3 separate regions of the Homo sapiens genome follow, and all the other regions are linked to region 1. Evidence: chromatin loops called from intact Hi-C (ENCODE). Cell type or tissue: IMR-90. All regions are shown on one strand. Region 1 has its middle 13 kb from the start of ITGB5. Region 2 overlaps ITGB5 (integrin subunit beta 5). Region 3 overlaps KALRN (kalirin RhoGEF kinase).

Region 1 (8,000 bases):
GGATCACCTGAGCCCAGGAGTTCAAGACTAGCCTGGGAAACATGGTGAGACCTTGTCTCTACAAAAGAAAAAAGAAAAGCCAAAAAAAAAAAAAATTTAAAAAGAAAAAGGAGGCAGAGCACATATACCAGGTATATTTGAAAGATCAAAGTATACTGAAGTAGACCAGGAATCAGATTGCACAACTCACAAAGCCCTTCAGAGCCTGGCCCCTACTCCCACCCTCACAGACAGATACATTCTTATCTTTGCAGATTGTGTTTCTTCCTCCAAAGGCCCTATCCCTGATCTTTTCTGACTGGTAAACTCCTATTTGTCTTTTGATACCCCGCTCAAATGTTGCTTCCTTTGTGAAGCCTTCCAGAACTACTGTTGACAGAATGTTTTCCTCCATGTCCTTCTTTTTTGTTTGTTTTTGTTGTTATTGTTGTTTTGGAGGGAGAGGTGGGATCTCACTATGTTGCCCAGTCTGATCAACCTAGTATGTTGCCTGAGCTTCTGGGCTCTATTAATCCTCCCTGCTTGCCCTCCCAAAGTACTGGGATGACAGGTGTGAGCCACCACAGCTGGCTTCCTTCATGTTCTTAGAGAACTTGGTCCTTGCCTCCATTGGAAGAGTTGAGGTTGAAGTTATTTGCTTATGTAATTAATCTCTGACTTATTACTCAACTCCCTGAGAGTGGGCACTGAAAAAAGTGTCTGTTGGCTAGGCGTAGTGGCTCATGCCTGTAATCCCAGCACTTGGGAGGCCGAGGCAGGAGGGCTTGAGCTCAGGGATTCAAGACCAGCCTAGGCAACATAGCAAGACCCCATCTCTACAAAATAAAGAAAAATTTTTTTTTAAATGTTTGTGGAATGATGCATTTATCCAACAAGTATTTATTGAGTGTATACCATGTGACAAATACTGTTCCAGGGTTAGGGATAAATAATGGTGTTTATGCTGGGTCTCAAAGGATAAGGAAATTTTGTAAGGTGAAGGAAGGGAGAGAAACAGACTAGAGAGCTGTTCACAAAGTGCTATCTTCCTAGACAAGTAGCTCTTCTATATTCCCCCTGCCTCCCTTGGGGTGTTGGGTGCTGTTATGTGACAAGTTCTAAGCCAATATGATGTGGGGGGAAATGAGGTGCAGTAATACCAGACTTGATTCATAAAAAAATCTCTCTTGCAAAATCCTCTATATTCTTTGGCTTTCTACTGGATTGATGCAGAGCAGTAATGACCTTGAAAACAAAACAGGAAGGACCTGAATCACCACTTTATGGGGGTAGGGGTAGGGGGCTTATCAGGAAGACACATGAGCAATAATAGATGTGGCTTGATTAGAATATTCAGGTGAGGTCCATTGTCCAAATATCTATTTGTATTGATGCTTTGAGGTCTTTTTTTTTTTTTAACTTGAGACTGTGGATAACAGCAGCAAAAAATGATTAGTTAAAAATGACAGATACTCTATTATGGAATGAGACTTATGTACCATTTAGAGGATATCGTGTAAGTTAATTCTCTTCATTAAGAAAATGACAGCCGGGCGCGGTGGCTCACGCCTGTAATCCCAGCACTTTGGGAGGCCGAGGCAGGCGGATCACGACGTCAGGAGATCGAGACCATCCTGGCTAACACAGTGAAACCCCATCTCTACCAAAAATACAAAAAAAATAGCCAGGCGTGGTGGCAGGCACCTGTAGTCCCAGCTACTCGGGAGGCTGAGGCAGGAGAATGGCGTGAACCCGGGAGGCAGAGTTTGCAGTGAGCCAAGATTGTGCAACTGCACTCCAGCCTAGGCGACACAGCGAGACTCCGTCTCAAAAAAAAAAAAAAAAAAAAAAAAAAAGAAAATGACAGCACTTTGGGAGGTTGAAGCAGGAGGATCACTTGAAGCCAGGAGTTTGAGACCAGCCTGGTCAACACAGCAAAACCGCAAAACCCCATGTCTTAAAAAAAAAAAAAAAAAAAAGGCCGGGCGCACTGGCTCACACCTGTAATCCCAGTACTTTGGGAGGCCGAGGCAGGCGGATCACCTGAGGTCAGGAGTTCAAGACCAGCCTGACTAACGTGGTGAAACCCTGTCTCTACTAAAAATACAAAAATTAGCCAGAGAAGTGGCAAATGCCTGTAATCCCAGCTACTTGGGAGGCTGAGGCAGGAGAATCACTTGAACCAGGGAGGCGGAGGTTGCAGTGAGCCTAGATTGCGCCATTGCATTCCAGCCTGGGTGATAAGAGTGAGACTCTGTCTCAAAAAAAAAAGAAAAGAAAAAAAAGAAAAGAAGAAAAAAGAAAGAAAGAAAATGGTAAAGACCCCTTACTCAGGGCTGGCTAAGAGATGCTTTCAAATCTTAGCCCTGATTCTATTTATTTGTTTTCATATTCCAGGACACGCTTTGCTCTAGGATGCCATGCCACTTCATTGAAATAGGGACTTAATTTTTACATTCAATAAATTTTGTTGAGGGCTTTTTACATAGCAAAGAAATAAAACAGAGGATTTTCCCTCAGGAAGTTCAGGTGCAGCAAAGGGGCTGGCTGTCCAGTGGGGATTCATTTTTGACTTGGACCCAGTCAGGAGGCTATTGTTTCCACCAAAAGGAAAGAAGCCTCCAAGATTCCTCCCATCACTGCATAAGGGCAGGACACCACAGCTGATTAGAGAATGGAGAGCCTTCACACAAGATAGAAAAGCTGGAGGGTTCCCAAACAAAGAGGAAGTCATATCTGGGGTAATAAATGAGAAGCAGGCCAGGCATGGTGGCTCACACCTGGAATCCAAGCACTTTGGGAGGCCAAGGTGGGAGGATCACTTGAGCCCAGGGATCATAGCCAGCCTGGGCAGCATAGTGAGACTTCATCGCTCCAAAATATTTTAAAAATTAGCTGGGTGTGGTGGCATTCACCTGTGGTCCCACCACTCAGGAGGCTGAAGTGGGAGGGTTGCTTGAGCCCAGGAGGTCAGGGCTGCAGTGAGCCATGATCATGCCACTGCACTCCAGCCTCGCCAGCATAGCAAGACCCTGTCTCAAAAAAAAAAAAAAAAAAAAAAAAAAAAAAGCAGCAGCAGGCATGTTGCAGGTAGTTTTAGATGAGTTACTTTACTGGAGAGAATATGAGAATACTTTATGAAATTTGAACAATGACATAAGTAAAGAAAGAGTTTTGCACTTTTGGTAATAAAGGCCATTAACCTGAGAGCTCCAGGACGATGAAGCCTGTGTTTCATCCACCACTCTATTTGCATCTGGCACCAGGTCCTGGTAAATACAGGACACTCTCAGCTTCAAATATATGTCACATTGTTCCTACTGACTATTGAAATATATTACCTCTGTTAATACTTTAACATTAAATGACAGAGAGGTAGGCAATGGAGTCGGACTGCCTGGCTCAAATCCTGGCTGTGTCACTTCCTAGATATGTGACTGCAGACTAGTTACTTGCCTCTATTTCCCCTACTATTGAACAGGCATGAAAACAGTACCTACTTCATAATTATCGTGAGAATTAAAGGGGTTAATATGTGTGAGGCACAAGAATTGTGCCTGGCATATAGGGAGTGCTTCATAATATATGAAATATTATTGTTGTTGTTGATTTTCAAACTGGCTCTCTCACCTGGAAGTAGCAGAGAATTTCCTTATTGGCCCACATGTCGTGATTGTGGGCTCAGGAAAAATGTTACCAGGCCTGCAGAAATTATGAGGCCTTTGATGGTTTGCCCCAGGCTTCTGTCTTTGAATAAAAGCACCACATTTCATAGCCCTGAGACTGAGAAGAACACCCCCATATGTTTTCCAGGGCTCTCCCCAACCTAATCTCCAACCTTGCTTTTTGCACTGTGGATTGTCAATTAATGGCAAACTGGAGTTCTCGGAGAACCCTCAGGGAAAACCCAGACAGATCTTGCTCACCTCACCTCCCACGGGTGGCATTTTGTTTTTTATTTAACTGAAGAATTTTTCAATGAAAATGGATTTATCTCCTTTTTAATTTTGTACAATCACCGCTAAATAAAACATTGATTTCTCTGAACAATTGTACCAAACTTTATGCACCATTAATATGACATTAACATTGCTTATGGTTATGTATTATAAGAGCAATAAAGAGGACAATATATGATCTCTAATGATTCAGTAAAAATGATGCAAATATCTCAACAAGAGCAAACAGCGTAACATTCATTTCTCCCTAGCACAAGAACAAGGAATAAAGAGACCAACCAAGGAAAAGTCCAAGGAGAAATTTAGAAATGGTGCATTAAAAGTTAATGGTTTTAAGGTCAGGTGCGGTGGCTCACACCTGTAATCCCAGCACTTTGCGAGGCCAAAGCGGTAGGATGACTTGAGGTCAGGGGTTCAAGACCAGCTTGGCCAACATGGTGAAACCCTGTCTCTACTAAAAATACAAAATTAGTCGGGCATGGTGGTGCTCACCTGTAATCCCAGCTATTCGGGAGGCTGAGGCAGGAGAATCGCTTGATCCCAGGAGGCAGAGGTTGTAGTGAGTCGAGATCTCGCCACTGCACTCCAGCCTGGGCGACAGGGTGAGACTCTGTCTCGATAAAAAGAAATAATAAAATGAAAGTTAATGATTTCAAAAAAGCCTTTTAAAAGCTCCGCCCCGCCGGAAGTTGAGTTTTCTGCAAGCCATAGGAGACAGCGCCACCTACCGGCCCCGAGATTTGCCCAGCCGCAGAAAGGGGCGGAAGGCCAGGGTAGGTTTGGGGGCAAAATGGCACAAAAGAGTTCAGCCTCAAACGGTTTTGGTGTTGATGCAATCTGGATGCCTGGTCACCTTCTCCATAGAGAGACTTGGAGCTTACTGGGGCTTCTTGTCCACAATGTGACTCTTGGCTTCTAGACTCTTGGAGGAAGGAATGGGAAATGATGTGATGTGACCTCGAGTTGGACCATTAGCCAACGCAGTGACCTGAAACAGTGGTTCTCAAACTCCACCGCACATTAGAAGCACCTGGGAGCGCAGGGCGTGGCGGGTGGCTCCTGGAATCCCAGCTACTCAGGAGGCTGAGCGGGGAAAATGGCTTGAGGCCGGAGTTAGAGCCTGCCATGAGCCATGATCGTGCCACTGCACTCCAGCCTGGGTGACAGAGGGAGACTCTGTCAAAAACAAAAACAAAACAAAACAAAACAAAAAAACGTGCAGGTGAGAGTTTAAATACTCCTGAGACTCAGGTCTGCCCTAGACTGATGTGCTCTGGAATGGGACCCAGGCATCAGTAACTTTTATACCTCCTCAGGGGATCCCAATGTGAAGCTAAGACCTGCCGCTGTCAGGGCAGCGGGCCATTCCTGTTGTTTCACCCAAAGCCAACCTCAGAGGACCTTCGGTCTAATGCGACAAGCCAGCAGTGTGACATGTGCGTTTTCTCGTCCTGTCTTAGGGCTGTGCCTAGAAGGTGCCGCCCTCAAGGTTGGAGACAGCTCTGCATAATAGTTCACTCCCCACTTAAAAAATAAAAATAAAAAAACCCAGCTTTGTGAAGGTATAATTGACATACACCAAAGTGTACATTTATAAAGTGTACAATTGGACAATGTTTGACATGTGTATACTTGTGAAACCAGTGCCACAATCAAGATAATGATCATATTCTTCAAGGTTGAGCTGCAAGAGTCCTGTTTTACACTCCCATTTCACAATTATTTAATACTTGTTCTATGCCAGGCATTGTGCTGGGTTAGAAGGAACCATGGATACAACCACTTCTCTGGGGGAACTGGTTACAGGACCAGTTGGGACATGAAGGAGGCAACTCTACTTGAGAGTACTGGGGTAGCCAGAGGAGAAAATGGTTTAGTTGATCTAGACAGATGGAGGTATTTATCAGGTGCTGTGGTCTAAATGTTTAGGTACCCTCAAGATTCATGTATTAAATCCTAAAGCCTGATATGATGCTATTAGGAGGTGGGACCTTTGGGAAGTTATTAGTTAATGAGGGTGGAGCCCTCATGGATGGGATTAATGTCCTTATAAAAGAGACCCCAGGCCAGGCGCAGTGGCTCACACCTGTAATCCCAGCACTTTGGGAGGCTGAGGCGGGTGGATCACAAGGTCAGGAGATAGAGACCATCCTGGCTAACATGGTGAAACCTCGTCTCTACTAAATATACAAAAAATTAGCCGGGCGTGATGGCTGCAGTAGTAGTCCCAGCTACTTGGGAGGCTGAGGCAGGAGAATTGCTTGAACCCAAGAGGCAGAGGTTGCAGTAAGCCAAGATCGCACCACTGTATTCCAGCCTGGGTGACAGAGCAAGACTCCATCAAAAAAACAAAACAAACAAAAAAAAAAACCCAGAGAGATCTCTTGCTCCTTCCAACATGCGAGGTTACAGTGAAAAGATGGCCATCTATGAGGAACTGGGTCCTCACCAGACACCAAATTGGCTGACACCTTGATCTTGGACTTCCCAGCCTCCAGAACTGTGAGAAATAACTTATGTTGTTTGTAAGCCACTCAGTCTGTGGTAGTTTGTAATACAGCTCAAACAGATTAAGACATTAGGTAGTTGAAGGAAACGGGCATTCCAAAATGGGAAAGCATGAGCATGAGGAAAAGCAAGAGGGAAAGCATGAGCAAAGGAATGGAGGCATGAAGAGATGATATGTTGGCTGGGCACGATGGCTCATGTCTGTAATCTCAGCACTTTGGGAGGCCAAGGCAGGTGGATTGCTTGAGCTCATGAATTCGAGACCAGCCTGGTGACATGGCAAAACCTCGTCTCTACAAAAACACAGAAATTAGCCAGGTGTGGTGGCAAGTGCCTGTAGTCCCAGCTACTCAGGAGGCTGAGGTGGGAGGATGGTTTAAGCCTGGGAGGCAGTTTGCAATGAGCCAAGATCACACCACTGCACTCCAGGCTGGGCAACAGAGCCAGACCTTGTCTCAAAAAAATAAAATAAAATAATAATAATAATAATAAATTAAAGAGGTGGTATGTTTAGGAAACAGCAGGTATGGCCAAAGTGGTAGTGCATCGTGGGGAGGGTCATGAGGCAAAGCCAGCACAATCAGCGGCAGTAACTGGATGTCTAGGAGTGCCATGCCACCAGGAGTCTGACTTTATTCTATGAGCTCTATTTCTCAGTGGATGACCCCTGAAAGCTTAAGCAAGGGAGTGTCACAATCAGATATGCATCGTAGAAAGTTCACTCTGACAGCCCTCCAAAGTGGCAGAACAATTAGTAAGAGAACCTTTGCAAAGTTACCAGCAAGCAGAAACAAATGAATTATAGGTCATATTGCACAATAATCAAAAAGAACTTTTTGAATCCAAATGCAAAAGCCATTTTCATAAACATTATACATATATATCTTTAGGAGATTATTTTTAGTCAAACAATAGCAATGCAAGTCTTTGAAGAATGGCCCAGGAAGCCCAGAATTAGTATGGCTCAGGACCTTTGAGAAGTGACAGGAGTTGGCATGCTCTGGTCCAAAGGGGGATCAGGAAGGGGGAAAGGCCTCTTTAGAAATAGCCTTCTACTAGTACTGAATCCAGAATCATATTTAAATACAAAGGGGGTAATATGCAGGTCAGAAATAGAGTCTGTGATGACAAAATACAGTGGCCAGCCAATTTTAAGTTCTGCCTGCAATAACTCTGCTGCTGTTAACTGATTGGTTTATGGCTAATGTCTTCAGTGTGGGCATTAATAGCTCATAAGAGTATGTTTCTTATATGTGATTCACCATTTAGCCATGAGAATACAAGAATAAACATAAGTGGTATCAGTGAGGATTTTTTGACTGCAAATAACAGGAAAAAACTACTCAAACTGGCCTTGTAGCAGAGGAAATTCCAGAGGCTTCAGGTATGGTTTGATCAAGGTGCCAGGTCCATTTCTCTCTGGTTCTCTCAGTTCTTCTCCTCTGTGTGTGTCAGCTTTGTCCCCAGCAAAACAGAAGCAGTTCAAGACTTCACACCCTCAAGCCCACTTTCCAGAAGAAGAAAGTTTCTCTTTCTCCAAACTTCCTACCAAAG
Region 2 (8,000 bases), 110 kb before region 1:
GCTGACCAGAAGACTTAGTTAAGAGACGTAGGTATAGAATCACTTGGCACACTGATGGACTTGTTTGTTTGCTGGTCTGCCTCATCTCATTAGCCTACAAACCCACACGCAATCAAAGCCTCTGTTTTATGTTTCTGTGCCCCACACCTAGCATGGTGTCAGGCGTGTAGAAGATGCTCAGAACATGCTGTCCTTTGGTTGTGGTTGACAATATCACCAGGACAAACCTCAAACCCTGGGGGAAGACATCCAATGCTGGACATAAGAAAAGGAACAGAAGTATTATTGATACCTGAAGAACTTAAATGTGATTCTTGAGATATTTCAGATTCTTAACAAATGTCCAAGAAACCCAGAGACTTCAGAGTAACATGAGAAAAAGACAATTAAGAATTCTCTTTTCTCTGGAAGAACATGGTTGTGGTCACACTGAAATCGCAGCCTTGCATCTCCCACTTTTCTTGCACATTGTTTGGGTTTCTCCAGCAAAAAGCTCTTTAGAGATACAAACAATGACACATCTTTAGTCTCAGGGACAGCTGCTCCTCTGTCCGCGGCATATTGTTAACAAACCAGCCCCATCAGTCAGCTGATGGTGTTTCCCAACAGGCAATGCCCTGACAAGCCCCTCACCCTTTGTCCTTCATCGGCTGGACTACATGGGGCATTCTGTATCTGAGTAGCAAAATACCACTGCTATAAAAAAAAATAAGGTGATATTGCTTTAAGCCAAGGTTCTCCAAACCTCAGCATTAACTTTCTGAGATGATGGTACTGGCTAGAAATCTAAGACTCCATTGTAAAAAGCAACAGAACCGTCTCAAAGGCTATCTTTGCCTTTCTGGTCTTAGCCACCTGATTTCTCAATGCTGATGCCAGCTGGGTGCAGTGGCTTATGCCTGTAATCCCAGCAGTTTGGGAGGCTGAGGTGGGAGGATCCCTTGAGTTGTAGACCAGCCTGGGCAAAACAGTGAGACCCCATCTCTACGAAAAAATTAAAAATTAGCCAGGCATGGTGGCACATGCCTGTAGTCCCAGCTACTTGGAAGGCTGAGGTGGGAGGATAGCTTGAGCCCAGGAGTTCAAGCCTGCAATGAGCTGTGATTCACACGCCAGTCTAGGAGAGACAGTGAGACCCTATCTCAAACAACAACAACAACAAACAAAATCAATGCCGATGCCCAGCTGCCATGTCACAGGGAGATTAAGGCAGTGGAGGGAAGATGGACAAATCCTGTGTTCTTTAATGAATTCACCTTTCCAGTTTCAAAGAAGTCTAAAACCAGCTGAGTGAAATCAACCATAGTCCTCTTCTAGGACCCTGAGAATGCTGATTCAGAAAGAAAAACAGAAGGCTGTAGCCAAAAGAAACAGAGGTACTTCAGGTCAACACCTTAGGTTTGGCTTAACCTGCCCAATCCGCCTGGCAGGCACTTCTGGGGAAATGCCAATCACATCTGGAAAGTGTGAACTCGCCACCCTCTTGGTCACCGCAACAGGATGCGAGGGTTACTATTTTCAAACTGGAAACTGTCATGGTGTTGTGGTTGGTTAACAGTTCCCATATTCCACCCCAGGCTGGCCACTGTTCAGAGACTAGCTGCCTTCTCAAAGGACGGAGGTGGTTTGGAATGTCCCATGTGTAGGCCACACTGAAGCCTGGCTGCCGGGACCCCAGTCAAGCCATGAGGCGGCAGGGAAGCAGCTGCTCAGCAGAAGAGCAGCCCCCTAGGGTTAGGGGAGGTAGACGTTGTTTGGGTCAAGACTTTTGGCCCAAAATTTCAGTGGGGAGTGTGGCCTACATGCCAGTCTTCTCAGCCGTAGCCTCCCACAAGGGCAGGGTGAGTGACAGCACACCAATCTCCTGGCACAGTAATAACAAGTAAATGAGATCATTCACGTCAAGGGCGTTTTATAAATTAGAAGAGACTAACAAAGGTGCACTTGTGTCCGGGCGCGGTGGCTCACGCCTATAATCCCAGCACTTTGGGAGGCCAAGGTGGGCAGATCACGAGGTCAGGAGTTCGAGACCAGTCTGGCCAACATAGTGAAACTCTGTCTCTACTAAAAATACACAAAAAATTAGCCAGGTGTGGTGGCAGGCGCCTGTAATCCCAGCTACTCAGGTGGCTGATGCAGGAGAATTGCGTGAACCCGGGAGGCAGAGGTTGCAGTGAGCCAAGATCGTGCCACTGCACTCCAGCCTGGGGAACAGAACGAGACTCCATCTCAAAAAAAAAAAAAAAACCCCAAAAAAACAAAGGTGCACTTGTAGGTTCAGCATCACCAATAACAACAGCCAGATACCCACTGAATACTAAGAAGAGCTCTATGTCTTTCATCAAATTATAGTCACGAAACGATGAGTACCTCAGGCAGTTGCTTGGTCCATGTGTATCCTCCAGGCCTGGTTCACTGTGTCTGACATATCCTTATGTAACCTAGAGAAACTCACTTAGGAAAACGGGCTAAATATTTCCTAAAATTTTGACAGAGATAAAGAACGCTTATAAGGTAGGACTTGGAAAATGTAGGCTAAGTGCCAGGGTGGTGGGAAGGGTCTTAAGTTAACCAAAAAAAGTAAATTTAGGTAGAAATGAGCTAATTGTTTACCTGCAAAAGGCAGTGCAAGGTTCTCCCTGTCTGACTCTATAATCAAAAATCACAAGGAGCCCTAGTTCAGATTCTGGGCTTCAATTTTCCCCAATGTAAATAGTCGAAGCAGGCAATGCACTGTAGACACACCGTGTGTGACAGGCTCTGCTAGGAAAGGCATGAGATGCAAAAAAATCCTCCCAGTTAGGGCTTGCTCATGATGAGTGCAAAACACTAACAAACGAGCCTGTTTGTTTCCAAGGAAATGATCTCAATATAGTGAAAAGGCCATTAAAACAGATTCTCAGCTGGGTGCAGTGGCTCACATCTGTAATCCCAACACTTTGGAAGGCTGAGAAGGGAGGATTGCTTGAGCCCAGGAGTTTGAGGCTGCAGTAGGCTACTGAGTGTACCACTGCACTCCAGCCTAGTCAACAGGGCAAGACCCTGTCTCTTAAAAAAAAAAAAAAGATTCTCCTTGTGTTACTATAGTTTTGCCTGTTGCTAAAGGCCAACTTCATGACGTCAAATAACATACCAACCTGGGTTGCATATTTCTTTAGCTTAGGGACATCTGGACTCACCTGATAGACTTTGGGAGTGGTGGCTATGGGGTGGAGTGACAGCAGGTTCCCTCCTCTGGGTCAGAGAACAACAGTCAGAGCCCAGGAGGGAGCCCTGGAAAGAGGAAGGAAACCTTTGAGCAGATCAGACTTGGAGCAACTTCCAGACTCAAGGGAGCTTTTGGATCTGGGTGGAGCTCTTAGGTCAGTGTTCTGAGCATGACAGACACTCACCCCAAAGATCAACATAGCTCCATCCAGACCTGCCCCACCTCACCAGAGGCACTGAGCAGCAGAAGCCTGTAAATAACCAACTATGTTGAAGTATCTAAAACCAAGACCAAACTCAAAGTGTCAGCTCAACCCCTAAGAAATGGAACAAAAGAATCCTTAAGAATAACCATTTCAGCCACCAGAGGTCTCTCACAGTTTTAAATTTAAACATGGAAAAGTTTCCAGCATGTTATCCTATAATATCAAAAGGCTAATACCACGCACACCTCAAGCCTACATGACTAAGATCTTATCTTTGGCATTCTTAGGTCTTCCTAGTACTTTCCTTTGCTTTTTAAATGTCATTATTTCCTTCACAAGCCAAACCTCGTGACCTTAAGCACCAGGCCTGAAGTTCAAAGGCACACACAGAATCCTCGCCACGGGGTTCTGTTGGCAAACTTCTCTTCCTAAGTAGAGGGAGTGGGACGGTGAGGGGAGGCCCAACGCTTAGATTTTCAGAATCACAGGTGAATTGTTGCTTAAGATGTTTCTGGACACAGGATCTGAGCGGTAAGCAAAAGCAGTGAAAAAGCTCCATTTACTGAGCTAAGCTCAGAGCACCGAGAAGGCAGGTTCTCAAAATGCTTCCCAACACTCTGTTTTTTGTCTTTCAAGATCTCAAAGAAGTCTTAATGGTAAAGGTAGAAGCATAAGATGATTCATGTTCCCATTCCTTATTTCCAGAAAGTTTCAAGAAAGAAGTGGAAAATTCCAGGGGCAATAAAAATTTAGAAATTAATTCAAGACTGAAACTCCAGCTGTATATCCCTGGCAGCCAGTACAACACTTGGCTTATGAAGAACGCTCAATGAACTTTTGTTGAATGAGATGAATGCAGCAACCTGCCTAACACAAAATGACCTTCAATGAGAGATTGTTGTTTCTATATTTGTAGCTGCATTGTCTCAGATCAGATACTTACTAAGCTCTGGTTTTTCCAAAGCTCTGGTTTCTCCAACCACAAGCTGCAAGAGGCTGGCTGACTCCAGAGATGAGCAGCCCAGCTGGCTCATGTGACTAGTTTAAAAGATGTATTATTTCATTATAGGATCACAAGCCCTACAATTTGGTACCTTTTTGCTTTTCAAGTGAACTTGAGTAGTGGCTAGAAACAGATAGCTCTTTTTTTTTTTTTTTTGAGATAGGGTCTTGCTCTGTTGCCCAGGCTGGAGTGCAGTGGCATGATCTCTGCTCACTGCAACCTCCACCTTCTGGGCTCCAGTGGTCCTCCTACCTCAGCCTCCCAAGTAGCTGGGACCACAGGCACACGCCACCATGCCTGGATAATTTTTTGTAGAGACGGGGCCTTGCTATGTTACCCAGGCTGGTTTTGAACTCCTGAGCTCAAGCAATCCACCCACCACCTTGGCCTCCCAAAGTGCTAGGGTTACAGGTGTGAGCCACTGCACCCAGCCCCGGGGGAGAAAAATATACTCAGTGCCCCTGGTGGTAGGGCCCCTGCAAGGAGCTTTATAGACACTGTCCTGTTGGTTCCTCACAACTCCCTTCTGGGGTAGGAAATTCCAGAGCCATTTCCTTTCCATTATATAAGGAGGCCTCTAAAGGCTTTTGCAGTATTCCTGGCAGGGGACAAGGAGAAACATCTCTGTGCTGGTTACTGCCATGGTTTCTGGCAGCTCTGCCTGTGTTATCATTGCCTAAGGAACATGCATTGTCCTTAGCCACCCTGTACGTGGTAGCCTGCAGAAGTATTACTACCACTCACAGGTGTCTCATTCCTTATGATGAGTTACTGAAGAATCCTGTAACAAATTCTGTTCTCAGAGCCACCTGTTCCAAAATGGAACCGGACTCTCCTGGCCCTCACTGTCATGTACATATTTAGGATTTCTATGATACCAGGTAAGGGAAATTGCTACACTGGTTTCTGAAGCTCTGCCTGGGGGCTTCCTTTGGGAGAGAGGGGTCCTTCCTGTGGAAGATATATTTTGCATCCTTGTATTTGCTAGAAGCATCTGGGTGAACATCAAACTGAGCAGAGATTAATGTATGTGAAAAAACCCGAAGAATTTCTAGGTGCTCCTACCAGAAGCACACAGTGGTGGTGATCCTGCCAAGAGGTCCCTTTCCTGGAGATTAAATATGTCCAGCCTAGGTTCATTCAAAAGGTACTTTTAGCTCAGACCTGTAATCCTAGCACTTTGGGATGCTGAGGTGGGAGGATCCCTTGAGCCCAGGAGTTCAAGACCAGCCTGGGAAACATAGGGAGACCCTGTCTCTATTGTAAAACAAACAAAAGGTACTTTTGGAGACCTCTGTCATGGAAGTCACCTTCAAGACAGTACTGTAACAAGCCATTTGTGAAATATGCCAATTGCAATGACAGAGATACAGCAGCAACCTGAGCCCCAAGGACGGCTGCCAGGCTACTGATTCTGAGTGTGAAAATTACATTACTAAAGAAAACAATATAAATATGGTGAGAAACACTTTTAAAACTGTATCTGGATAACTGTTGCCATGGCAGGTGTTTTGTTTGACAAGAGTCAAGAAGCCTAGGATGTGGCCTTAATCTCAGGAGTGGCTTTAACTAGACAGGGTTATCAGAACTGCCTTTAACTAGACAGGGTTAACAGAACCGCCTCTGACTAGACAGGGTTATCAGAACCGCCTCTGACTAGACAGGGTTATCAGAACCGCCTCTGACTAGACAGGGTTATCAGAACCGCCTCTGACTAGACAGGGTTATCAGAACCGCCTCTGACTAGACAGGGTTATCAGAACCGCCTCTGACTAGACAGGGTTATCAGAACCGCCTCTGACTAGACAGGGTTATCAGAACCGCCTCTGACTAGACAGGGTTATCAGAACCGCCTCTGACTAGACAGGGTTATCAGAACCGCCTCTGACTAGACAGGGTTATCAGAACCGCCTCTGACTAGACAGGGTTATCAGAACCGCCTCTGACTAGACAGGGTTATCAGAACCGCCTCTGACTAGACAGGGTTATCAGAACCGCCTCTGACTAGACAGGGTTATCAGAACCGCCTCTGACTAGACAGGGTTATCAGAACCGCCTCTGACTAGACAGGGTTATCAGAACCGCCTCTGACTAGACAGGGTTATCAGAACCGCCTCTGACTAGACAGGGTTATCAGAACCGCCTCTGACTAGACAGGGTTATCAGAACCGCCTCTGACTAGACAGGGTTATCAGAACCGCCTCTGACTAGACAGGGTTATCAGAACCGCCTCTGACTAGACAGGGTTATCAGAACCGCCTCTGACTAGACAGGGTTATCAGAACCGCCTCTGACTAGACAGGGTTAACAGAACCGCCTCTGACTAGACAGGGTTATCAGAACCGCCTCTGACTAGACAGGGTTATCAGAACCGCCTCTGACTAGACAGGGTTATCAGAACCGCCTCTGACTAGACAGGGTTATCAGAACCGCCTCTGACTAGACAGGGTTATCAGAACCGCCTCTGACTAGACAGGGTTAACAGAACCGCCTCTGACTAGACAGGGTTATCAGAACCGCCTCTGACTAGACAGGGTTATCAGAACCGCCTCTGACTAGACAGGGTTATCAGAACCGCCTCTGACTAGACAGGGTTATCAGAACCGCCTCTGACTAGACAGGGTTATCAGAACCGCCTTTGACTAGACAGGGTTATCAGAACCGCCTTTGACTAGACAGGGTTATCAGAACCGCCTTTGACTAGACAGGGTTATCAGAACCGCCTTTGACTAGACAGGGTTATCAGAACCGCCTTTGACTAGACATGGTTAACAGAACTGCCTTTGACTAGACAGGGTTAACAGAATTGCCTTTAACTAGACAGGGTTATCAGAACTTTGCTAAATCGGCCGGGAACTGTTAGCCCAGACCCAGAACCCATGCTTGGATGCTGGCCCTGGCCTGCTAGGAATGATGCTACTAGTACCATGCTTCTTCTTGTTCTTTTTTTTTTTGTTTGGGAGAGAACGGAGGATGCCCCTTGACTTCTAATTGCCTGCCACATAGTAATAAAAGATTCTTGCTCAAACTTTGGGTAAAATAAAGGTGAGACGTATACATGAGACCTTACTCAGAGGTGCTTTTGAGATCTTACAGCCACGAGACCAAAAGGGCTGTGTTCAAAATTCTATATCCTATTTGATTTAAATTTCCTCATTATGTGGAATCCAAGAATGAGGCTGACCATTAGCAAAGGATTCAATGTACTCCAGTGCAGTCATTTTAAGTGTAGAGAAGGTTGAAAGCATCTGGGTTGAAACTGACCTCAGCAATGTACCACAAGGGAGTAGCTCAAATCCCAGAAAATGCACCGTTTGGACACAGAAACTAACAAAGAAACTCAAAGTTTGAGCAAGAATCTTTTATTACATGAAAAACAACTGAACAGAACATGTCCTGCTTCTCATATTCTATGGGTCAATACTTTACAAGACTCAAAAGAAAAGAAATCCTCATGATGGCCCCAGGAAGCTCCCCTCGCACACACAGAAACAGTCTGTGGACAGAACCATTCTCTAAGTCAAGCTGCCTCTAGAAACCGCAGAGAGACACAAGAGCCCCAAGCTCACACACATTCCCATGAC
Region 3 (8,000 bases), 340 kb before region 1:
GCTGCTCTTCCAAGAGGGAGACTGTACTTAGTTCTATGAGACAAACTAATAACCGAATGGATTCTCATGGAAATATGAAGCCAGAAGAAAGGGGGGAAGTGGGGCCAAATCCCCAAGGTGAAAAAGTGAGAAGTCTCAGCATTCAGCCAGTAGGGGTTGTTCCTGTCAACCCCTTTTATTGCTTCTGCCCCAGGATCAGTGAATTAGGAAGATGCCAGTGTGGAGACAAGCCAGCATGGAGCATGAGGGCTGGGCGTATGCTCCTAAGTAAGAAGTGGCCCGTCTTCCCTTCTGATTCTTCCTCCTGGTCCCCAGTGCCTGAGCCTTTGAGGCTATTCCCCTCCCAGACAGACATTGCTTTACTTCTGCCTTTGAATTGAAGCCCCATTCTTTTTGTAGTCCTCGTAGCCTCGATTTTAGGCTGATGGCTCCAGTAAGGGGTGGGGATGGGAGGTGTTGCAGGGGTTAGAAGGAAGGAAGGCTGTCTCTTCCATTATTCCCTATCATCTAGTGAGAATCTAATGGGAGGGGTGAGTTAGAATAGATGCCCATACAATAGGAGTCTGAGGGTGGTAGTCAGGGCAGGGACAGGGCACAGGGTAGAACCCTTGGAAGGAGTAAAGGGGCATATAGGGAAGGGGTTTAACGGCACAATTAGCTGAAGCTTGGCAAAGGAATAATGAGCTCTAACGAAGTAAGAGGAATTAGAATCAAAGCCCTGGTTCTGGGCAGGCTTCAGACTGTGGCTACAGCTAGAAAGCCTGAGTGATTGAATAGCACTGTGCTAATTACATTTTTTTCTTGTTTTCTTTCCTGTTCTCAACTCTCCTTTTCATCTTCTGCCATCTCTCTGCCCTAAACACCATTTTTCCTCTTTATTCCCCTTCTCTTCCTCCTTACCTCTGCTCTCACACATCCTTCGTCCCCTCTCACCAACCCTCTCCCATATTTCTCCCCCCTTCCTCCATGCCCTCCTGTTCTACTCCCTCCACCACCACCCTCCAAAGCTCTCTGGTGGATGTGAGCTGACAGTGGTCCTCCAGGACTTCAGTGCGGGCCACAGCAGTGAGCTGACCATCCAGGTGGGGCAGACGGTAGAGCTGCTGGAGCGGCCCAGCGAGCGGCCTGGTTGGTGTCTGGTCCGTACCACCGAACGGAGCCCGCCCTTGGAGGGTCTGGTCCCCAGCAGCGCCCTGTGCATCTCACACTCCCGAAGCAGCGTGGAGATGGACTGCTTCTTCCCCTTGGTGAAAGGTAGGAGAACAGAGCGGGTGGGAGGCACAGACCAAGGAGGCCATGAGCGCTGGCCTGACTCTAGCTGAAGACCACCATGGAAGTGACCTGTCTCACAGACCCATTTTTACCCTGTGGGGTTTCTTTGGGACCTGACTGTGAAGAGAATGGGTTGGGAACTTGGAGAGGAAGAGCTCCCGAGTAACTGTGTGTGACTTTGGGAAAGTCATTTAGCCTTCCTGAGTCAGTTTCATCTTGGAAATGAAGGTTGAATTAAGTAACCTCCAAGATCTCTTCCAGTTTTCCCATCATATCACACTACATTCGGGAAAGTCCTCTTCTACCTTTGGCCAAATATGGTTTAGACTCATCCTTTCTCCACTGACCCACTCCCGCTCCACAGCAACTTCTGGCTCTCTGACCCCCGACCAAGTACTCACATGCTGACCTGGAGACACCAGGCACACCCAGGGAGGAGCCACAGCTGAGTCAGATCTGATCCTTCCCTCAGCCCAGCCAGGCTTTGAGGTCCATGACTCCTTTATGTGCCTTCAACAGATAAAGTATTCTAGCCTTGGCTTTTATTGTATGTAAGCTCTGTGTTCCCTTCACATGCCTGTTTACTCACTTTTTCTCATGCCAGGGAGACTAAACTCCTCATGACAGTGTTTCTTTAGGGGTGGTCTCTGGATTAGTAATATCAGCATGCCCTGGGAACCTGTTAGAAATGCAGGTGCCAGCCTGGGCAACTTAGTGAGACCCTGTCTCTACAAAAATTTAAAAATGCAAGGCGGCACATACCTGTAGTCCCAGCTACTTGGGAGGCTGAGGCAGGAGAATCACTTGAACCCGAGAGGCTGAGGTTGCCATGAGGCTGCAGCAAGCCAAGATTGTGCCACTGCACTCCAGCCTGGGCAACAGAGCGAGACTCTGTCTCAAAAAAAAAAAAAAAAAAATTAAAAAAATTAGCTGGGCAAAATACAAAAATTAGCCGGGCATGGTGGCGCACGCCTGTAGTCCCAGCTACTCGGGAGGCTGAGGCAGGAGAATGGCGTGAACCCGGGAGGCGGAGCTTGCAGTGAGTCGAGATCGCGCCACCGCACTCCAGCCTGGGCGACAGAGCGAAACTCCGTCTCAAAAAAAAAAAAAAAAAAAAAAAAAAATTAGCTGGGCAAGGTGGTGTTCACTTGTAGTTCCAACTACTCAGGGCATGGTGAGGCAGGAGGATCACTTGAGCCCAGGAGTTTGAGGCTGCAGTGAGCTATGATTGCATCGCTGCGCTCCAACCTGGCTGACAGAGAAAGACCGCACCTCTAAAAATAAAAAATCAAAGTTAAAAGCCAGGTACAGTGGCTCACACCTGTAATCCCAACACTTTGGGAGGCTGGCTTGAGGCTAGGAGTTTGAGACCAGACTGGGCAACATAGTGAGACCCCCATCTCTACAAAACTAAAAAATTTTAGCCAGGCATGGTGGCACACACCCATAGTTCCAGCTACTCAGTGGGGGGCTGGGGCAGGAGGATCATTTGAGCCTGGGAAGACAAGATTACAGTAAACCATGCTTGCACCACTGCACTCCAGACTGGGTGACAGAGCAAGGTCCTGCCTCAAAAAGTGTTTTTAAATTTAATTTTAAAAAAGAAAGAAACGCAAATGATCAGAACCCCCACTCCTCCAGAGCCGGTGGGTCCCAACAGTCTGTATTTTAACAAGCCTTCCAGGTGGCTCTGATGCACATTTGAGTTTGAGATCCACTGACTTGTGAAGTCCAAGTGGCAGAGGCCTTGCAGCCAAGCATTTTACACTGAGGAAGCCAAAGCCAGGCCTTAGTTCTGGGCTTATTTTTGTAACTGGCCAGATAATCAGCAGCAGGCATGCCTTCTATGCAGACCTGTGCTAGATATTTCTAGGAGAGGAAGATGGGGACGAGGGTCAGCATGGAGACCTGCTGCAGGCTTCCTGATGGTTAACTGTGAACTCAGAACATATTTAAAACACTCCGGTGTCTGGAGTGCCATCTGGTCTACCTCCAAAGCCTGACTTCCTTTCCTCCACTAGATGGCAGCAGCAGGCTGAATTGTTTGTGCTGCATCCAGCCTTCCAGGGTTTTTTCCACCAGGAGAAAAATGTCAGCTAAGACCGACGTCCTAATTCTCCTCGTGCCCTCCACTCCCAATTTAATCATTGCCTGCTTTCCCCCCTGTCCTCTGAGGACTAAGGAGGGACTGTGTCAGGAAGTTGTGTGGGAATTTGAAATTGCAGGCACAAGAGGAAAATCAAGGAAACTCAGGAATCTGGTTCCGCTTGAAGTCTAGCCAAGAGGAGAAGAGGGTACACAGAAGGTAGATTGTGAGGGTAAAATGAGGTAATGGAGACAAAACACAGCAGTGCCTGGCATTCAATGCACTTTAGTTGTCATGATAAGTTTTTGCTATTATATCATTTGCCATAGATTATCCAGCAAAATAACTACACACTCCCACAAGTCCAGTTGAGAGACCCATCTGCAGAGACAAAATCAAGCACAGCAATTCATTTGCCGCAAAAGGCTAACGTTCCTTGGATCCCCAGGTGTGGGTCGTTTTCATCAGGAGGGACTCAGCTTCAAGGGAAGATGAGACTTCCTGACCTAGACCTGGCCTCCTAGCCTGAGGCTGGGTAAAATGTGCACTCCCTCCCTGCTGGGGCTGCCACATGTGCAACTTCGCAGGAGCAAACCCAAGGTGGAAAGCCAGAGAGCAGTGTCAGAGTCAATCTGTGATCCCGAAGTGGGAGGTGGAAGCATTCAGGGTAAGAATTGCACAGGACTGGGGGTTGTCTCGACTATAGGACAGATTAGTGGAGATTTAACTAAAAATAGGAGATGAAGACCAGGAATGGAAAATAGAGGCAAGAGACAAAGCTGGGAGGGAGGCTGTCATAGAACTTTCCAGCTAATTCTGCCAACCAGCATAGCTTCTTAAAGGTACCAGCAGTGCCTATCACCCATTTCTTTGGCTTTTTATTTCCAGGTTGGTTCCTGTTTCCCCAAGCTTAGGCCAATTATGCTGAGCTTTCAAATGGCATCCTGTGAGGTCTTACTATCTTCTCACCCATGTGAGCTCTGAATACAGAGGTCCCCGACTCCCAACAGTCAAGGACCTAAGTCGGCCAGGCGCAGTGGCTCACTCCTGTAATCCCAGCACTTTGGGAGGCTGAAGCAGGTGGATTGCTCAGGCTCAGGCGTTCGAGACCAGCCTGGGCAACATGGCGAAACCCTGTCTCTACAAAAAAAATTTAAAAATTAGCCAGGTGGGGTGGTGTGCACCTATATAGTCCCAGCTACTCAGGAGGCTGAGGTGGGAGGATCACCTGACCCTGGGAGGCTGAGGCTGCAGTGAGCCATGATCATACCACTGTGCTCCAGCCTGGGTTGCAGAGTGAAACCCTGTCTCAAAAAAAAAAAAAAAGGACCTAAGTCTGCATTCTCCATGGAGCACTCCTTATGCCCTTAACTAGACCCCATTTGAAAGTGTGTGCAGTTATGCACATAGCCCAGCCTCAAAACCCTTTCCCTGTCTCTCTGGGGTCTGCCCAGAGTGTTGGCCTTAGCTAAGACCCAATAAGCTATTCCTTCTCTTATTCCAGCTGGCTGCCTGCTTGGCAAACCGCCTTTTCTTCTCTCAGCAGTAATTTGTCTCCAGTGGGTGCTTTACCTTATAAGTTATGCACAACTAGATTGAGAATAAAATGTTCCTCTGGGGGTTGTGGAATAGGACAGAGTGGTCTCATCTGGTGTCAGGAGGTTGGAATCAATTCCTTTTTCAATTCCCATAAGAGAACTGGTCCTCTTAGCATTTGCAGAGAGCACCAAGTCAGCACTCTTGCAGGCTGTGTGAAGCAGGGACTATGTGTGAGGGCTAAGCACCTTGTGAGTGCTCAGGCCATGACTATCACCCCAGAAATGGGGACAAAAGAACCACAGGATGGTTCTTGATGATCCACTAGCACAGGGTTCCCAACGCTGGCTGCACATGAGAATCATCTGGGAGCTTTTCCAAATGACAATGCCCAGACCCCACCTAGAACAAATGGAATCAGAATCTCTGGATGGGGCCTGAGGGTCAGTATTTTTAAGTGTTCCATAGGTGAATCTAAGGTGCAGTCAGGGTTGAGAACCACTGCACTAGCCCGGTCTCCTCTCTTCCAAGAGAACACTCAGGCTCAGGAAAGCAAGGTGACCTCCCTGAAGCCACAGGGAGTCTGTGGCCAAGCTGGAGCAGACCAGGGCTCCCAGCACCTGTTGAGCTTCTGGGTAGTGCTAGGGCTCCTCTCTGCCCTTCCCTCCTCTGCCTTCTGTGGGAGCAGTGGTTGGTTATTTCCTCCTGATAAGTCTTGGTGTCATTCATGATGGGGTTGGTGAAAAAGAGTGGGGCTGTGTGTCAGAATTGGGGTGGGGCTGCCTTTCCTGCTACTTTACTGCCACTCTGACATCTTAGGGCTTCTCACTGGGATTGGGCCCTCCAGCCCTAGTCCTGCCTTTCCACAGGCCCCTCTCACTTTCACAGCAGCAGGTGGTGGAGGGCAGCACCTCCCAAGAGGCAAGCCTTTGTAGCAGTGGTTTCCAACTCTGGATGCACCTTAGAAACCACCTGGAGGAGGTTTCTAAAAATACTGATGCCTCATATCCACCCCAGAACAATTAATCCAGCTGCCAAGGACCTGGACATCAGTATATTTTTAAGTTCTTTTGTGAAAAAAATAAAAAGAAAAAAATTAGCCGGGCATAGTGGCATGCACCTGTAGTCCCAGCTATTCAGGAGGCTGAGATGGGAGGATTGCTTGAGCCTGAGGGTTCAGGGCTATAGTGAGCTGTGTTCACGCCACTGCACTCCAGCCTGGGCAAAAGAGTGAGACTCTATCTCAGGGGGAAAAAAAAAGAAGAAGAACAAACTTAGTGATTCTGATGTTCCCTTAGGGTTGAGAACCACTGCTTTGTGGACTCAGCACCCCCAGGGTGTCAAGCTTAGGAGATACTTAAAGATGTATTAGAAAGGTTGAGGGTTAATGTCCAGATTATATAAAGAACTCCTGCAACTCAACAACAACAACCAAAAACTAAATTTAAAAATGGACAAAGGACTTAAACAGAAATTTCTCCAAAGAAGATATACAAGTGACCAATAAGTACATGAAAAGATATTCAACATCACTAATTATTGCTAGGAAAATGATAATCAAAACAACAATAACATGTCACTGCAAAGGATGGCTATTGTTTAAAATGTGCACACACAGAAAATAACAAGTGTTATGAGGATGTGGAGAAATTGGAACCCTTGTACACTGCTGGTGGGAATGCAAAATGGTACAGCTGCCATGGAAAACAGTATGGGATTCCTCAAAAAAGTAAAAATAAGATTATCATATCATCTAGCAATCCAACATCTGAGTATATATCCAAAGGAATTGAAAGCAAGGACACAAGCAGAAATTTGTACACCCATGCTCATAGCAGCATTATTCACAATAGTCAAAAGGTGAAAGCAACCCCAGTGTCCAGCAACAGGTGAATTGAATATATACATACAATGGGATACTCTTCAGCCTTAGAAAGTTAGGAAATTCTAACACATGCCACAACATGAATGAACCTTGAGGACATTAGGATAAGTGAAACAAGCCAGACACAAAAGGACAAATACTATATGATTCCATTTAAATGAAATACCTTGAGTAGTCAACTTTTTAGATGTAGAAAGAATGATGATTGCCAGGGGCTGGAGGGAATGGGGAATTAGTGCCTGTTGGGTACAGAGTTTCAGTTTTGCAAGATGAAAAATGTTCTGGAGATGGATGGTGATGATGGTTGCATGACAATGTGAATGGACTTAATGCCACTGAACTGTACACTTAAAAATGGTGAGAATGGCTTTTAAAAAGTATTGGTCCTGGGTACTTCTGCCCCAGGCTCCAATAACCAGTCTAGGTTCTTCTGTACCTGGCTGTACAGGACACCTGTGTTCCTTTTCCTGTGCACTTTCTTCCCTGGCTGGGGCTGAGGGTCTGGAGAAGCTGTAAGGAAATACCTCTCTGCTTATGAAACCAAGTCCAAGGCTTCCCCCGTGAGCCTCAGAAGCAGATGCTCTAGAGGAGAGGGACAGTGGCCCATGGCACCCCTGGCTTGTTCATGAGGAGTCCTCTCCCTGAAGGCCTCCTGATGATTTCTGCTGTTACCACCTACTTGGCCTCAGGAACAGCTTCCCCATGCTGCAGAAGGTGGTGGAGAACCGTGGATAAAACTTGGGCTCTGAAGGCAATTACCATCAACAGCCTGAGAATGCCGGGCAAGTTTGATAATGTCGACTTGTGTTAAGTGTGTCACCAACTCACAAAAATACCTAACATTTATTGAGCTTTACCATGGGTCAGGTTCTGGGTTGCTTTATGCTAATAGCAATAATATTTTCCTCATCTTACAGATAAAGACACTGAGTCTTAAAAAGATTAGGTAATATGCTCAAAGTCACATAGCTGACAAGCAGTGGGCCTAAATTTGAACCCACGCCTGTCCATTTCCCAAGGTCTCACTTTACCACTGTGTTCTACACCCTCCCAAGTCTGAAAGCCTTTGAGACAGGCACTTTAGTTTATTCTCCCATCTGACTTGGCTTGTTAGCCAGTCTAGCTGAATCTAAGAGCATTAACCCCATTATAGTTACACATACCCACCTTCCCACTCTCCCTCTCACCTCTGGCCCCAAATGCCCCACTCTCTAGGAGGAG

Evidence for each region. Peaks named below come from ENCODE experiments on the same cell type or tissue, not always from the same donor. Only the 100,000 strongest peaks of a DNase experiment are listed, where the experiment ranks them.
Region 2: it touches region 1 in a loop (7-fold over the local background); 32 of 110 quality-filtered maps call a loop at or near these places.
Region 3: it touches region 1 in a loop (17-fold over the local background); 46 of 110 quality-filtered maps call a loop at or near these places.

What each region holds. Positions count from the first base shown.
Region 1 is chr3:124,896,836-124,904,835 of GRCh38, forward strand. It overlaps a transcript of ITGB5 not described here. Among named protein-coding and RNA genes, the nearest start is that of ITGB5, 13 kb to the left of the region's middle. In IMR-90, a CTCF peak has its summit at 4,664 (motif pointing left); a DNase peak (open chromatin) is centred at 4,636; H3K27ac peaks cover 148 bases.
Region 2 is chr3:124,783,354-124,791,353 of GRCh38, forward strand. The region is part of intron 10 of ITGB5 (integrin subunit beta 5); the gene reads right to left. LOC124909422 (a long non-coding RNA gene) reads right to left here. Exons shown (of 2, transcript XR_007096043.1): 2 at 7,763-8,000. Among named protein-coding and RNA genes, the nearest start is that of MIR544B, 55 kb to the left of the region's middle. RefSeq lists enhancers at 1,641-1,880, 7,741-8,000. In IMR-90, a CTCF peak has its summit at 3,582 (motif pointing right); DNase peaks (open chromatin) are centred at 538, 3,608 and 4,388.
Region 3 is chr3:124,561,836-124,569,835 of GRCh38, forward strand. It overlaps KALRN (kalirin RhoGEF kinase), which reads left to right. Exons shown (of 60, transcript NM_001388419.1): 34 at 1,008-1,254. All of the region lies in intron 2 of LOC105374076 (a long non-coding RNA gene), which reads right to left. Among named protein-coding and RNA genes, the nearest start is that of UMPS, 160 kb to the right of the region's middle. RefSeq lists an enhancer at 3,107-3,401 and a silencer at 3,107-3,401. In IMR-90, a CTCF peak has its summit at 3,293 (motif pointing right); a DNase peak (open chromatin) is centred at 3,296; H3K27me3 peaks cover 2,599 bases.